Linked DNA regions of Mus musculus: region 1 is linked to region 2. Evidence: chromatin loops called from intact Hi-C (ENCODE). Cell type or tissue: heart. All regions are shown on one strand. Each heading gives the region's core, and the rest is flanking DNA. Links, peaks and the distances in the headings are about the cores only.

Region 1 (8,339 bases), core at 97-8,096, 180 kb after region 2:
ACAGTGCACAACCTTAACGTGGAAACTGAATGTGACACAGGAGGGGTAGGAGAGTTCAGACTGGAAGGTACGGCTGTTTAGTGAGCAGACATGACTAGGCTGAATTCTGTCTCCTAGGACTCCCTTTCCTTTGTATTTTGGGTAGGTGGGGCCACAAGTGTGAATCTTGGGCAAGAGCTGGAGGCAGAAGCAAGCTGCAGTTATTTTAGAGCTCTGAATGCTGCCCTTTCACTGCTTGGCCATTTCTTGCATGAGGTAGCAGATAGGCCTGCAACAACCTACCATCCTCTGGATGGTCCTCTGTAAGCTTATAGAACTCTCCAGCCAGGTCTGAGTGTGTGTGTGTGTGTGTGTGGTGTGTGTGTGTGTGTGTGTGTGTGTGTGTGTGTGTGTAGGGTCCTTCTCCTATAGAACACCATATAGTCAATATAAAAATCATTAAGAAGAAATGACAAAAAAAATTGTTTGCCTTTATGAGTTCCAACTGTATCTGATGTCCAGTCCATCTTTCCTTCTTTATATTCATTTTTCTTTTACATAAAATATGCTCATAGACTTTAATTTCCAACATCATATGTGAAGATAATAGCCTCACAGAGGTGGTTCACTATACCCCATAATTTTGGAAGGTTAAATTCCTGGCCCTACATGATAGGCATGCATACACACACACACACACACACACACACACACACACACACACTTATATACATATACACATACACATACACATACACATACACATACACATACACATACACATACATATACATATACAATGCATGTACATATATTTACCATTTTTTGCTTCCTTTATTTAAACATGATCATTTTTAATTTTAAAATTATATATTTTTACATCATTTCTTCCCTTCCTTCTTCCCTCTAACCCTTACCACATTCTTTCCCTTCAACTCTCTTTACCTTATTCCTTCCTAAATTCATTACTTTTAATTATTATTGTCATTCATATATGCATGCATAGTAATTTTATGTTTGAGATCTTCAGGAGCCAGAAGAGGGAATTGGATTCCCTGGGACTAGAATAACATAGTTGTAAGCAACCATATAGGTGCTGGGTTCTCTGGAAGAGCTGCTAGTGTTCTTACCCACTAAGCAATCTCTTCAGCCTTGACATACAGTCTTTATAGAGCAAAGCTTTATTGAAGTTTGATCAATATAGTATAAACAGTATTTACTTAGGTTGTACAACTCAAATGTTGATGTAAACTGATTTCTAAGAAGCAACCAGGTTATCAGAAGGGATATGTTTGGAACATTTCCTTGTAGCAGGAAGATCTGGAGATGCAATCGTTAGATCAGCCTCACTGGTAAGTAGACAGGAATATGCTTCTCTGGATAAGGCTTCTGAAGACCTGATTTTTCCACATCAAACAGAAACCCTCGCCAGTGGAGTAGAGCTAGGCATGGCTGTCTCCAGAGGTTACCTAGGCAACCCAGCCTTCAGCCAGTAAGTTCTGAGTGGGATATCTGAGGGAGACACTGAATGGCTCCAGCCTGAATAGCATTCTTGTTAGTTTTCTTTACAGCACGAGCATGTGAATGCTGAAGCCCCAAGCCTGTCTTTTCACTGGTTTCTCTCTGGCCTGGATTGATCGCCCACTGCCCAGATCAGCCAGTAGAGAGATTGTTCCTCAGGGTGCCCTGTTCCTCAGGGTCTCCAACAAGGAGAATCAAAGAAGGCAACATAATGCAAGGAGCATTTGATTGCCAATCAAAGATCTAGAGTTTTAACAGAGAGCTGTGGCATATTTCCTAGATACGTGACTATATATGCGATTCTCATTGTACCTCATCTCAGCTGTAACCAAAGGAGCAAAACAATGTGATATTGAAAAATCTCTGGATTCTGTGCATCTAAGGGTAGACCAATACAAGCATCACTGATTTACATGTGCAGTTATGCCAAGGAGGACATAGAGAGCCTGAGTCAAATTCCTTCTGGTTACTATGTTAGACGATATAACACAGACATTCAACCACCCACCCAGTCACTAGATACATGAATCCCCACTGGTTACTATGTTAGATGCTATAGCACAGGCATCCAACCACCCAGCCAATCATTAGGGATATGATATTTTCTAGACACTGGAAATAGAAAGATGAATGGAAATAGGATTCTCCTTCTTGAATTGCCCATAGCTCACTAAGGGGAGATAAATATATTCATAGCTAATGTCAATATGTGGAAATTTCAGTAAGGATGTTCAGAACAAAGAAGGTGTTTGGTGATATTGTTATCCTGTAAACCTGGACAAAGTTACAGGCAGACAAGTGACCTTTCCTTTTGTGGAGAAGTCATGGTTGTTACCCTTACTCCTTACCATGTGCTGTTACTGACAATGCTAGGATTCTCATGTATCACAAGTGTCGGCAGGCCTCGAGGAACAGGGAGAAGAAAAGGAAGAGAATAAATCCTGTCCTCCACGTAGCCAGCCACGTAACCATCATGGTTTCTTTACTGATAGACAACCAAAAACTTTCTGAGAAAAAGGAGACGGTATCTAAGATTGGCCCACTTTAACTAGCCCAATGTTATCAATTTATATTCTTCATTATAATTGTGGTGGTTTAAAACTGGGAGTTCATCCTCACTGGACAAATATGCATTTTTGAGGTTATGTCATGCAAGCTAAAAATACTCACAAATAGGCATCTAAACCCTCCAGATACGGATTTCAATCCTTACATTTCTATTTTCAAAACACTTTCTGAGGCTTCTCAGTTTTGTCAATAATCAAACAGCTGGAGGGGCGGTAGAAAAAAAACAAAACAAAACACTTTCTGCCAACAAATTTACCCTGGATATCACTTCTATTTCCCTGGCTTGTATAGCTGAAGACACTAGTAAGCAAACAGATCGTGTTTAAATTTTAAGTGATGTAGCATCCACCACTGGAAAGCCATGCCAAGTGGCTTCCAGGGAGCCGACAAGGTGGGGCCTGTAGCTGGCTGGTCTCCCGGTACCACCTACCACCTCCAACTCCAGAGATGCCATCAGATCCCACCCAAAGGAGCCAGTAGTCCCCAAGAAACAATGAGCCATTCTTATAAGACACAACCGGAGCTCTGTTACTGCGGCACAGGAAGGTCGGATAAAATCTCCCAGTCCCAGCATTCCTTTGTGTCAGCAGCCGCAAGTGGGATGTTCCTTCTGTGGTCCTTGCAGGGTGAGAGGAAGCAAGCTTTGAAACACAATGTTCATTGAAATCTGCTTTCATCCGAGGAATCCCCAAGTGGCTCCTGCTTCGAGGTGCATTCTGTCTGCAGCTGAGCCCTCCTGATGCATTTCCGTTGTTTGTTCTGGAGGGAAGGCAGTACCTTCATAAGACTAGGTAAAGGGCATCTCATTGTGCTGGATAAGGCATTATGTGTCAGGATGTCTCCAGTGAGTCTGGTGCCTAGAAGGTGCAATAAAAAGAAAATAAACTAAACAATTGAGTCCTTCAACACTGTGGCTCAGGGATGGACCAGGGGAAGACGACGCCTCTCTGGTGACTCCTGGGGCTGTACAGCTTGCTGCGTGACCTTAGGAGCAGGAAATCATTCATTGCTCAAGCTGCAACCTTGGGCACAATGCCACTGGGCACAGTGGCAGAACTGAATAGTGTCCTTAGGATTTGCTTTCTAGAACTTTGTCAAAGCAGGATGGACCCTGTGAGCCACTGAGGGGCTACCACTGGAAGAGGGAACTGACCAGTGTCAAACATACATGAGATGCTGCTTCATTCGGGCCTCAGGATTCAACCACCCTCTCTCATGCTGGAGGAAAACCATTCTGGGTACAAAGTGATTCTCTTTTATTAAGAACTGTTCCAAGTTAGCACACAGGAAAATGGGTAACGCTATTTGCTACTTCTATTCTTCTTGCTTAATCCTCTTTCTTCATCGTCTGTTTCCTTCCTGTCTGGCCAAAGTCACCTGAGCCATCCAGCTTGTAACGCAAGGCGAGAGGAGCAGCTCATGTCCCGTGTGGACAGAATAAACACTGTCTTCCACATCCAGGGCACCTTTTAACTCTGCATGCATATATACTTTAAAAATAATTTTTGAAAGGTTCTACATTTTATTACTGGACAAACCACACCCCTAATTTAGACATGAGCAAGTCTCCAGGTTAAAAATGTTGAGCTCCATCTGGTAGGACTGCCCGATGAGCACAACTCAGTATAAACCCTCAGTCTTGCCGTTGTGTGAATCCTTATGGACCCGGCTGCCTTCTCTCCCACTGCCCTCTCTTGGAATTGTATCTGATTTTGTTACCAGTTTTCATCAAATCCATTGAGAAACAGGACAATGTTGCTTTCGTTTCTTGGCCAGGAATCACTTGATTTTGAAAGTCTTGTGAGAAGACACCGCAAGAAGCCGAATCAGGGGCAGGGTGCAAGATGACGGAAGAAGAGAGAAGCCAAACATATTTTTTATTGTTCGCACATGAGCATTTTTGTCTATATCTGTGTCTGTGCACCATGTGGGTGAAAGGCCTGTAGATGCCAAAAGAGGGCACTGGATCCCCCGGAACTGAGGTCAAAAGTGACTGTGGGCTGCTACGAAGGTGCTAGAAATCAAAGCCCGTTTCTCTGGAAGAGCAGCTAAAGTGCCTTTAACCTCTGAGTCATCTCTCTACCTATCCCACTCTCATTTTTCCCCCTCAGATCTCAAATTAAATGGGGAAGTGCAGTAACCATTGTCACTTTCAGGAGTAGAAGGGGTTGGTAGAGAAATCAAGGTTAGAGGGTTAATTGAACCCCAAATTAGAGCTGTTAGCAGAACTCGGGAAAAAACTCAAGTATCAGAACCCTAGTCCAGGATCCTAATCCAGGCCATGTTTTCAGATGGGCTGCCTGTTCTAATTTGACTTCTATTATTGCTAAAAGTAAGTTGGGCAGGAACTTTATTTCAGAGCTTACAGTGTGCCGCGAAGGAAAGTCAGGGCAGGAACTCAAGAGAGGAACCTGGAGTCAGGCACGGAAGCTGAGGACACGCAGGAGGACACGCAGGCAGGAGAGCCACTGGCTCAACTGTCCCCATGGCTTGCTCAGCTTGCTTTCTTAGAAACCCCAGGACTCCTTGTCCTGATATGGCATGCTCACAGTGGGTTGAGTCTACCTTCATCAATAGTTCAATCAAGAAAACATCCTACAGACTTGCCCACAGGCCACTGTAATGGGAGCATTTTCTCAATTGAGGCTCCTTCATCCTTATGGCCTGACCTTACATCAGTTGACAAAGACAAACAAGCAAACAAGCAGTCTACTATCTAAAACAGGTGGACAGGCCAGAAATGGTGGTGCACACAATTAATCCCAGCACTTGAAAGGCAGAGGCAGGAGGATCTCTGTGAGTTCAAGGGCAGCCAAGTCTATAGAGTGAGTCTGAAACTAAAACAGAAGACTCTTCAGATTCTCCTAAGTGTCCAATGAACAATCTCAACACTGAGTGTGGGGGCTGGGGTTCGTCCACACCAGAGGCTTAAGCCCTTTGTGCTTCATGCAAAGGGTACTGGCCTGATCTAGAACCAGACAGTGACACTCGAAAAGCCTGGAAGATATTTCTTAGAATCCAGTGTACTTGTTCTAACCCAAAAGAACAAACGTCACTCTTAGGACTGACGCAGGACAGTGACAGAAACTACAACCCAGGTAGTTAACTTTCCAAGAAGGAAATAAAGAAGTACTAAGAAGTCAGAGTTCTAGCTAAAATTTATGAAACGAACCCAAGCGTCTCTTGAAATGGCTAATTTTCTTCTGAGTTACTAACAGAACACTTGAATTCTGGGAAAATTTTGTTGAATCTTTGTAGAAGATTCTCTGTGAAAGGATTACCCAAACCTAGATAGAGCAGTCCTTCCTGGTGACCTGCCTTTGACTTAAATTTCTCATTCCTGATTGTAACTCCTTTCTCTCTCCCTGTCTCCCCCTCTCTCTGCCTTCCTCCTTCCCTCTGTGCCTGTGTGTGTGTGTGTGTGTGTGTTCCACCTAAATGTCTGGAAGGCAGACCGTTTATACTCTTAGAGAACATAATTCATTTTATTTTAATTCAGCCCAAAAAGGTATGTGTTGAGTGACAGCTGTGTTAACTACTTGTAGCGAACAGTTACACCCTCGTCCTCAAGGATAACACGAAAGTGTGGCCTGAAGACACTGGCAGGCTTTCAGTAGGATTTCTATGCCTACAGCATGGGCCCCTGACTTATGGGCGAACAGGAAAGGCTTTCCGAAGATGATTCTGTGCAGAGAAATGAACACGAGGAGAGGTGAATGGGCCTGAAACACAAATGCTTAGCTGAGGGTGACAGACAACCTCTGGCCATGAAGTTGATGATGAGGAAGATCAGAGGGACACAGCGTGTACCTACGGCCCCACAGTGAAGACAGTCCTGAAATAATAAACGTCCATGGGAACACAGATGCAAGGGACCAGATTGGTCTCCATCACTTTCTGATACCAAGACCAGGGGAACTTGACAGTGTAAGGCGAGGAATCAAAGAGACAGAAAAGACAAGCAGGGCAGAGCTTCGGCTCTGATCAAAAAACGTAAGATGGTGTCATGACGACGTAAGATGACGTCAGGATGACGTAAGACGACGCCATCGCTACCCTGCAAGTCGGAGGAGAGAGGTAGAGTGTCATTGAGTTCTTGGCAGGTGTATGTGGACACTTAGGAGAATCTGAAGAGTCTTTGTAATGAATTCAATTCTTCCTTCCTGAAAGTACAAACCACAGGGCACCTGCAGAGGCCTTGCTCGGTCCTGACTGCAATTATATGTCCCTAGAATAACAGAGAAAGAATTCAAGACACAAGAGAAAAGAGAGGGAGGGATTCAAAACCCTCAGGAAACATGTAAAATGTTTCTAGTGATCTCAAGTTAAGAGGTGAAAAATGGAAGGTTGGAAGAGGACATAATTTTGAAGGGACACACATGAACACCGCCCCTTGAACTTGCTCTGTAGAAAGTTACAGTCGCAAGGAGACTTCTGCTTAACAAAGAGCAGTGTATACTTACAGAAACCAGAAGCAAGAACGAGTATGGGGACATCTCTCTGGTGAAAAATCTAACAGAAATTACCTATATCGCTGTAATTTTTAAAAATCAGAAATTATTTAATCATTGCTACTAATTAAATAATAAAGAGGAGCCTGGGTGGACCGTCAGAGAGAAGAGACTTGAATCACCCCTCCGTGTCTCACTTCCTCTTCATTCTTCTTGAACCTCACTCACTCACTCACTCACTCACTCACTCACTCACTCATGGCATAGCAAGGTCAGGGAGCAGACAGCTCAGGACCAGTTAGGGCTGTAAACAAAGTGAACATGCAGAGCCCAGTATGCAAACAGTGGAAAGGAATGTGCTACTTTGGGAACTAACAAATAAAGCATTTATTTTTCTTTCTGAGTCACTCTCTTGGTTTGTCAGTGCTTTCATTTGTAATTATAATGTTTTTGAAAATTGAAGAAATTGAAATTATTAGCATGAATCTCAGCATTCATCTTTACATTATTCAATGTCTGCTTTAAATGCGACATCAAAGGAACAAAAAATACTTTACTCCCATTCAGGATCATAAAAACAATTTCCTTTTTGTCCTCATATACGCATTTTGTTCTGATTAAAATGATGTGAATGCTGGAGTCCAACATAGATGTTTTAATTTGACTTTTCACTACACCTATACTCTACCACCAACACCCCACCACCAGCACCCTACTAGCAACACTCCACCTACACTACCCCAACACCAACACCCTACCTATAACATCCCATCCACAACACTCCACCACCAACACCCCACCATCAACCCCCACCACCAACACCCTACTAACAACACTCTACCTACAATATGCCACCACCAACACCCCACCCATAACATCCCACCAAAAATGCCCTACCCATAGCACCCTACTACCAATACTCCACCTACAATACCCTGCCAACAACACTCCACCTACAACACCCCACCCCAACATCCTATCCATAACACCTCACCAACAGCACCCTACCAACAACACCCACAAACACTGTTATCTGTGTGTCAGGAAGAGTAAAAGGGAAGTTAACTGTAGCACACCTAATCACTCCTTCAGGCTGTGATTCTAGCATGTACTGTTGGCTAATGCAGAGAAACAACATACAACAGAGTCCATTCCCTGTTCATCTTACTGTGTTATTACCGCTTGCTCATATCTAAAGCAGGTCCTTATTCATAAAAATGTATTGCCTCTTGGCAGTTTCAGGCCATCCTCCATTATCATGGTTCATCTTGATTATCAACTTGCTGAGACTTAGAATCATCATGCAATCAAATCCTTGAC
Region 2 (8,339 bases), core at 288-8,287:
CAGAAAATTATAGGTATGGAATTAGCACAAACTGTCATTAGAATGGGTAAATTTCAACTGGCTTGTTTGTTTGTTTCGAGACAAGATCTTACTGTGTAGCCCAGGCTGGGTTCAAACTTACAATCTTCCTGTCTACTCTTTAAAACCGAATTGCATTTGTTTGTTTGTAGGTATTTTCAGAGACCCTATGGCCAAGCTTGCACAGAACTCACTGTGGGCTCATGGCAATGTTGCTATTTTCCTGCCACAGTCTCCACAAAGAGCTGTGATTTCAGGCATGAGCCACCAAGCCAAGCTCCATTGATATTAGATTTTTTTAAAATTACTTTTAGATTTATGTGGTGGTTTGAATGAGGACCCACACATACACACCCTCTCCCCACAAAGCTTGTATATTTGAATGCTTTGCTCACAATCCGTGGAGTTGTTTGGGAAGGATTAGGAGGTGTGGCTATGTTGGAGGAGGCATGTCTCAGGGGATAGGCTTTGTGGTTTCAATAGCCCATGCCATATGCACTTAGTGCATTCTCTCTCTATCTCTCCACCCATGACTGTGGATCAGCTATCAGTCCTCAGCTACTGTTTCAATGCCTTGTCTGTCTGCTTGATGTTCCCCGCCATGGTGGTCATGGACTCACCCTCTGAACTCTAAGCAAGCTCCCAGTTAAATGCTTTCTTCTATAGGTTGCCTTTGATCATGGTGTCTCTTCAGAGCCATCGAAAAAGTGATTAAAACACTCTGTGCATTTTATTATTTTGTGTATATGAGGTTCTTGCCGGCATATATGTCTGTGCACCATGTGTATGCCTGGTGTTTGTATGGTCAGAAGACAGCATCAGATTCCCTAAGATTGAAGATCCTGAACTATCATGTGGATGCTGAGAATCAGACTTTGGAGATCAGCTAATATTCTTAATTTCTGAGCCAACTTTCCACCCCTGATACTGGTTTTTAAATGTATAAGAAGGACATTTGACAGACATACTGCTGACAGTTGACAAAACTCTACCATCAAGGGCAGATACTTTGTTGGCCTCCGTAGAAAGTCTTAAGAGTCAACATAGACACAGATTCTACTGCCATTTTCATCCCTTCCAACCAAGCTAGAAAATTCTCTTCTTTTAGATTGCTCCAAAGGATTATAGAATCATCCTGGACACACGAAAAAGCGTTGATATGTTCAACTGAGCAGTCTAAGACCGAAACGGTGGTGGTGGCCTACACAGGGGACAGTTTAACAGCTGTCAAAAAACAGATAGGGAAATAAGAAACCAGCCCTCATCTTGTTTACTCTTGAACACCTATTGTCTGTATCAGATTCCACCCAACTTGGAGTTTTGGCAATAGTGATCATTCATCTATCTATCCAATCCCCTTTCCAAGGCATGTTTATGAGTGGCCATTGGATTGGTTACTTTCCAGGTTGTTAGCATCAACCACCTGACAAAAGAAACTCAAATAAGGCAGTGTTTAATTTAGCTTATAACGCAGGGATAGTGTTCTTCAGAGGAGAGAAGCCTTGACACCAAGAGCCTAAGGTGGCTGCTCACGTCTGTAGTCAGGAAGCAGAGAGGGATGGCTGCTGGGCCTTCAGCTTGCTTTCTCGTCCCACCTCGGTTACCCTAGAAAATCTAGGTTAACCAGAAAAATCCCTCACTGACATGCCGGGATCTTTGTCTCCAAGGTGATTCTAGATTCTGTCAAGTTGACAATCACTGCATTAATTATGTTCCAGGTTGTTACCATCACAACCACTCACACTTTGACAAGCTGTTCGAGGGTAGGTATTTTAGCAGTTAGATCAAAGACAAAAGTCTGTCTTCACATTTATATATTAGTGGAAAGACACAGAACTTTCCTATAAGTAGATATGAAATACAGTTGATGGCAGAGGGTAAGGGAGTGGGGTGGGAGTAGGGGCGGAGCGGGGCAGATGGAGGGAACCCTCACTTCAAGGGGATGGTCAGAGAAGGCTTCTCTGCAGAGGTGGCTGTGAAGGAAGAGGGCAATGGAAGCATCACTTAACTAGCTGGGGGTCAGAACGGCAGAGCAAAGGCGCTGAGCTGATTTATAGGAGGTAAAAGCCGGAATTAGGACAGCCAGTGATACAAGATGGACCTAAGTATACTCTTCACTTAAGATTATGTACCGAACTCACTTTTGCCAGCCCTGAGAAGGCTGGGTCTGGACGATTGTGATGTCTGGGCCAGCCTGGGCTACATAGCAAAGGTTTGGTGTGAGGAGGGATAGGAAGAGGAATAAACAAAAGTAGAAACAGGGAGTCTTCACCTGGGGCCATATTCCTGGTACCATTAGGAAACTGTCTGAATCCTTTTTATTCGAAGAGTTAAAACTATCATTTTAGTCTGTACTTCAAGGAAAGCAAAGCACACCAAAGAGAAAAACTGTCACCCTGACTCTAATCCAAGTTTATAGTACCCCGCCATCTCCCCTGTCCCCCTTTGCAAACTAATCCTTATCTTTTAGTTAAATTAGCAGTCACCGTGACTAGTATGTTTAAAACTTGGGTAAGTCTCATAGTGGGCTCCGCAGGAATTCTGTTTTCACCAGCACCCTTTTTTCCTAGAAGCCCTCTCTGTGTGTTTCTGTGTGTCCTGGACAGATTCAAACCGTAGGCCAGCATAAACCTTCCCATCCCAGACCCTCTTTATCTCTATTTCCTCATCAGTCAGAGGAGGGCAGCTTCTTCTTTTAAAGCCCTTGGTAGGGCTAATGGAGTTGGTCTATGTGAAAACCATTAAAAGCTGTCATCATTGTCATGGTTTGCTTTGTTTACTTTGAGATTTCATCTACTAGCCAAGGATGACCTTGACCTTTTGGCCCTTTTCCTGCTTCCCGAGTGCAAGCATTAACTCTCCTGCTTTTATGGGGTGTTAGGGACTGAATGCAGGGTCTTACGCATGCCAAGGACGCTTTCTACCGGACAAGCTGCAAGCCGAGTGAGCTCTTATCATGGTTTATGAGCCACTCAAGCCTTGAGTCGAAGGTTCAATACAGCTTGTCTTGGCATTTTTTTTTTTTCCTGAAAAACCCAGGTAGGGAGGATACTGATGGACCCAAGTCCATCTTGGCAAACCGATGAAACTACTGGGTTTACTTGCAGAAACATAGGGTAGCTAAAGGCAGCAGTTACATCACTGCAGAGTCCCACCCCCAGCACAGACTTATGGAAAGCTATTCCACTGATGATTCCCTTAGCAAACCCATAGGCAACCACACCACCAAAGAGTCCCAGGCAGGCAATTATTTACCTCATGTAAAGCAGGCAGTGGAGCGGGGGTGGGGGGTGGGAGGTGGGGGCAGGAATAGAAGGGCCTTGGATCCCTATCTACCTCTCCTCTCCCTCTGTGATTGACAGGGGAATTCACTGGGCCTGGTCTCCGGAGAGCTTCCTGCCAATGAAAACTGCTCCAATCAAGATGGAAACAGTAATGTTAAACTCAAAAGAAACGTCCACACCATTGAGCTGCACACCAGATTGGAGGCATTATTTCAAACAGATTGCAGGTAGGCACTCTGCACAGGGTAAGAAAAGTTGATACTTCATAGCTGTGCAGCGTGTTGTCCCAGAGCAAGCACTAAAGTTATAGTGCACAGGCTGTGGGCAGTGTGCCGGGTTTATGCAAGGCTATGTCCAGAACCAACAGGCCTCACACTGTGCCAAAGGCCCGGGACAAGCTCAGTGGTGTCAGAGCTTCTGGTCCCTGGGGACTGCAGCGGAGCCTGGAAGGGGCTGAGCATCCTGCCGCTGTCCCAAGCTGGTGGTGCCTGCCCTGCCCTTTCCTGGCTGGGTGCAGACGTGCTGGCCTCTGTGCGCTCAGGGCAGGCGCCAGGGCGGAGCACGAGAGGACTTCTTGGATGCCTCCTCCCTCAGAAACAAATTCCAGTGCCTGACTGCAGATTGCATGAATCCTCACAAAGTACTGTACCTATTCAGCCTTAGGAAAAAGTTCTTGTTTGATATCAGAAGCTAAGGGGGGTCAGGCCTGATACTTAGATGGGGAAATGGTTGAGAACTCTGGGAGCAAAAGATGCATACAAGGCCTGCAATGCTTTCCTTTCTGGCTAGTAGCCAGATGCTCAGGTGTGTGCTATCAGGAGGGTTGTCTGTGGTAATAGCCCTGAAAAGGAGACACTGGGATACTTCTTTCCCCACCCCACCCCCAAACTGTGTGAATTTATTGACTGCACTGAAAGGCAAATGATGTATGGCAAAATCATTTTTTAAAGTTAGAATTTGATAGGAAACCCGTTATCGACAGGCTGTTTAAAAGGTGCCTTCTAGTATTCAAGCAGAGGATAGGTTCCTCAAAAGATGATTACAATCTTTAGTATATTTGAGCAAAGACTTGTTGACTAGCCAAAGCACCATGCTCATCCTGAAGTGGGCATAGATGCTTGTGAAGGGGTCTGGCTTGTCCTCAGAGTATCCCTGAAGTGATTCCAGGTCAGGCTGGTAGAAGGCAGCAAACAAATGCTCTCAAAGAATAAATGTTAGCCAGCTATCATGGCTCACATAAGTCATCCCAAGGCCAGCCTGGGCTCCATAGTGAAACCCATTTCAAACAACAACAAAATCAAACTATAAATATACTGAAGGGAAGAGCAGAGACAGTGAGGGCAGAGAGGAATCCAGGCTGAGCATGGGAAGGAGGCTAGGCTGGGCTGGGCTGGGCTGGGCTGGGCTGGGCTGAGCCTCCATGGATAAGTGAAAGTTGGCGAGCCGAATTGATGGGCGGGTTGGGGAGTTCTGGGACCGGGCAAACAGGAGTACCTGTTGATTGACATGTGGAAGAGCATTGTGTCTCTGAGCAAAGAGGAAAGGAACAGGTGAGAGGGCCTGTGGGTGTATACCAAGGGTTGCCTGGTGTGTACAAGGCTCTGGGTCTGAGCCCCAGTGTATACACATGCCTCACATGAGCCCTGCAGAGGTGGGAGGAGGGAGATTGGCTGTTCGAGGCCAGCAAGGGCTACATGGCAAGTCTGTGGCCGGTATGAACTGCATGAGATCCTGTTGGAGAAGAGAAAAAAGAAAGAAAGAAAGAAAGAAAGAAAGAAAGAAAGAAAGAAAGAAAGAAAGAAAGAAAGAAAGAAAGAAAGAAAGAAAGAAAGAAAGGAAGGAAGGAAGGAAGAAGGAAGGAAGGAAAGAAAGAAGGAAAGAAAGAAGGAAGGAAAAATATAGGAGGTGAAATACGGAAGGAGAGGTGGGTCAAAGTGAGCTCAAGAGATGGCTCCACCTTGCTAAGAAACTTAGATTCCTTTCTAAAGCTGGTGAAAGTTGAAAGTTGTCCCTCAAACACAGCACCATCTCTGCTGGTCCCAGGTGTTGTCAAGGTAGAGCCCAGGGGGCATAGAAGGTAGAGGCCTATGGGACGAGGCGCTACCCGTTAAAAATGGTGCTGCTGATGGTATGTGGCTGCCATCCACACTCAGACCTCACACATGAGCAATGTGGGCTGCTAACTTTTCCAAGTTCCTTTCCCTTTCTCTCTCCCAGACCAAGGATCAACCCCTGAGCCTCACAGAAGCTAATTTGGGCTATGTGCCCAGTTCTCTTTTTGACAGTTATTAACATTTATTTGATTATGAATCTTTTTTGTTCTTTTCCACATTTCAACCTTTTATTGTTTAAGTACAGGACTGGATTATTTTAATGCAGTACTGTCCGGTTTGGGTATTTTTCAGGTTAATAGTGATGTCTCCCCAACATGAGCGAGAGAATACAAAGCTCTTCTTAGCTACAGGAAGGCCCCATCTTTGACATTCTTCTTCCAAGGTTTCAAGGAGACGTGGAAGGGTGTCTTTATCTTGCAGAACCTATCTTGGGAAACTTTGTCTAAAATTTATCCCAAGATTCTCTTATTCACTGACTCGGTGCTCAGGAAATTAAGCATGCGTTTCAGTTGATAACTTCTTTATTAAATATTCCTGATGGGAGGCCCTAGCCTCGCTCTTGGGGTTATAGCAGAGAGGAAAGTAGACTGAGTTCCTGCTCTCAGAAAACGGAAGATTACAACTGGGAACTAAGAGTGAGGTGGGCTCATGTACGTAACAGGGAGTTACAATAAGAGGTGCCAAGAGTCATGACTGGCATTATTCTCCACTGCAAATAATCAGATCATAACCCTTGGCTGGGAGTTAAGTAAGGCCTCTCTACAGGAAGGGATATTCCAGCTGAACGTGGGAGAATTCATACACCACCAACAAACCACAGAAGGAAGGGGAACGTTCCAGGCAGAGGGCTAACATGAGTAAGAGCCCAAAGTAAGTGGCTTGTCGTAGGGGTTCAACACCATTGAAGAACACTGCGGGGTGGAGCGAGCCAGGAAGTGAGAGCAGAGGATGGAAGGATGCAGGCTGGCCCGAGGATGCCTTTGGCTGATAGTGAGGCAGCTCTGTAGATGGTTATAACCACAGGAGGTTCTAAAATCCTTCTTGTACTTTTGAGAACAGCCCCCAGCTGAGAGGTACTATGAGTTTCTTAGAAAATTGCGTTGGCTAGGGTCAGCAAGATGGGTCAGCGGGTGAAAACATGAGCTGCTAAGCCTGAGGATTTGAGTTTGATCACATGGTGGAAGGAAAGAGTTGACACCCACATGCCGTCCTCTGGCTTCCACAGTCACCTTGGCATGTGCTCATATGTGGGATGTGCACACAGATATGAACATGTGCACTCACGCGTGCACACATACACACACACACACACACATATTTTGGCTATAAACTGATGGGCACTTTGTACTTTCTTAGGTATCAAAATCAGACCAAGTCACAGGGCATAAGTGTCTGGGAATAAGTCCAGGAAATATCAGATAGGAAGTGGGAAAGGAAGGAGGGAAAAGAGACATTAGTAAAAGGTGTGTTAATGAGGTGGGTAACAACGGTAAGGGGAAATGTCTAGCACAGCGGTTCTCAACCTTCCCAATGCCATGACCCTTTAATTAGTCCCTCATGTTGGGGTTACCTCCCAACCATAAAATTATTTTTGTTGCTCCTTCATAACTGTAGTTTTGATACAAATATGAATCATAATGTAAATACCTGACACACTGCAAGCAGGTTGAGAACCGCTGGCCTAGCAGGTCTCAGGATTACCACACACAGGGCCTAGAAACTGGAGCCTCCAACTCCTGTCAGGGTCGGGCTGAAGGCCACATGAGATGGATGTTCCATTTGTGGTGCTTCTGGTATGTTAACTGTGAATAGCATAACATGAGCATCAGGCACAGAGAAAATAAAGGAAGGGATGGCAGATGTGGAGATGCAGGTATTTGGAAGGCAGGTCCTGCACCAAAGTAGCCAAAGTCAGGGGTCAGGCACAGAAATATCTGCTGCACAGTTTTGGGTCCAAGTCTGAGCTCTTGTACCATACCATACCAGCTGGCTTTGCCAAAGCAAAAGGACCTAAATTTAAAGCTGGCCCACGTAACGTAGTGAAAAGCAAAGCCAGCCAACAAACCTGACAAATATAGAGGAGTGTGGTTGTTGGATTCTGTGGTTGTTGGATTCTGTGGTCTAGAAGACCAACAGGCAGACCAATACGAAGGCGTTGTAGGGCTCCAGAACCATCTTGTAGTCTCTTAGGGTTTTGTTACTGGTATAAACATAGCAGGAAGACAGTAGAGAGCTCTGAGCTGCAGGGCCCTGCACCGGCCAACTCTTGGACTCTGAGCAGACCCTTGCTTACCTCAATACCATGCACAGAACACTACTCATTCTAGAAATAACAGGTGCCCATATTTTTCTTTTCTCTTCGCTCAGGAGATACATCCATAGTGCCAACAACTAATTATCATACCAAGAAAACAAAAACTGTGAGCTGGAGCGGGGCGGGCTGCCAACACCATAAAGTTGTATGAACGGTGACTCAGTCTTGCTAGAGGCTGCCCCTCTACATAACCTCTTTCTCCGAGAACACCCAGAATCCTTTGTCAACGAAAGGCGGACAGCACACCTTTCTGTGCACCTGAGCGAGAAACGATCTCTCTCCACCTTGTGTCTTCTCTGAGAGGCTTCAGGCCCCACCTCCCAGTGAACTTTCAAAGGAACACTTGGCTTCTGAGTTGTGTTCTGGCTTGCTGCTTACGCAGAAAATCTTTTCTATTACGTATAAGGCAATTAAAGGATAAGCTCAGAGTCTGGCATGTTTCTTTTAAAGTGAAAGCTAGGAGCATGTGTTTGGCTAGAGGCACCCTCCTGTAAAAATAACTCCTACTAGTGGTGTTATAAGAGCCACTGGAACCATGCTAGGGTCCTGTGGACCCAGCTCGTGCCCTCCTGAGGCCCTTTCTTTGATACGTAGTGGACAAACCTGTTC

Evidence for each region. Hi-C counts contacts between places; a loop is a spot of excess contacts. Peaks named below come from ENCODE experiments on the same cell type or tissue, not always from the same donor. Only the 100,000 strongest peaks of a DNase experiment are listed, where the experiment ranks them.
Region 1: it touches region 2 in a loop (10-fold over the local background); 3 of 42 quality-filtered maps call a loop at or near these places.

The regions. Positions count from the first base shown.
Region 1 is chr10:21,674,122-21,682,460 of GRCm38, reverse strand. No RefSeq gene overlaps it. Among named protein-coding and RNA genes, the nearest start is that of Gm5420, 13 kb to the left of the region's middle. In heart, for the core only: a CTCF peak has its summit at 3,544; a DNase peak (open chromatin) is centred at 3,270; H3K27ac peaks cover 1,069 bases.
Region 2 is chr10:21,853,284-21,861,622 of GRCm38, reverse strand. It overlaps Platr6 (a long non-coding RNA gene), which reads left to right and starts at 3,385. Exons shown (of 5, transcript XR_001779731.1): 1 at 3,385-3,529. In heart, for the core only: a CTCF peak has its summit at 3,812; a DNase peak (open chromatin) is centred at 3,802.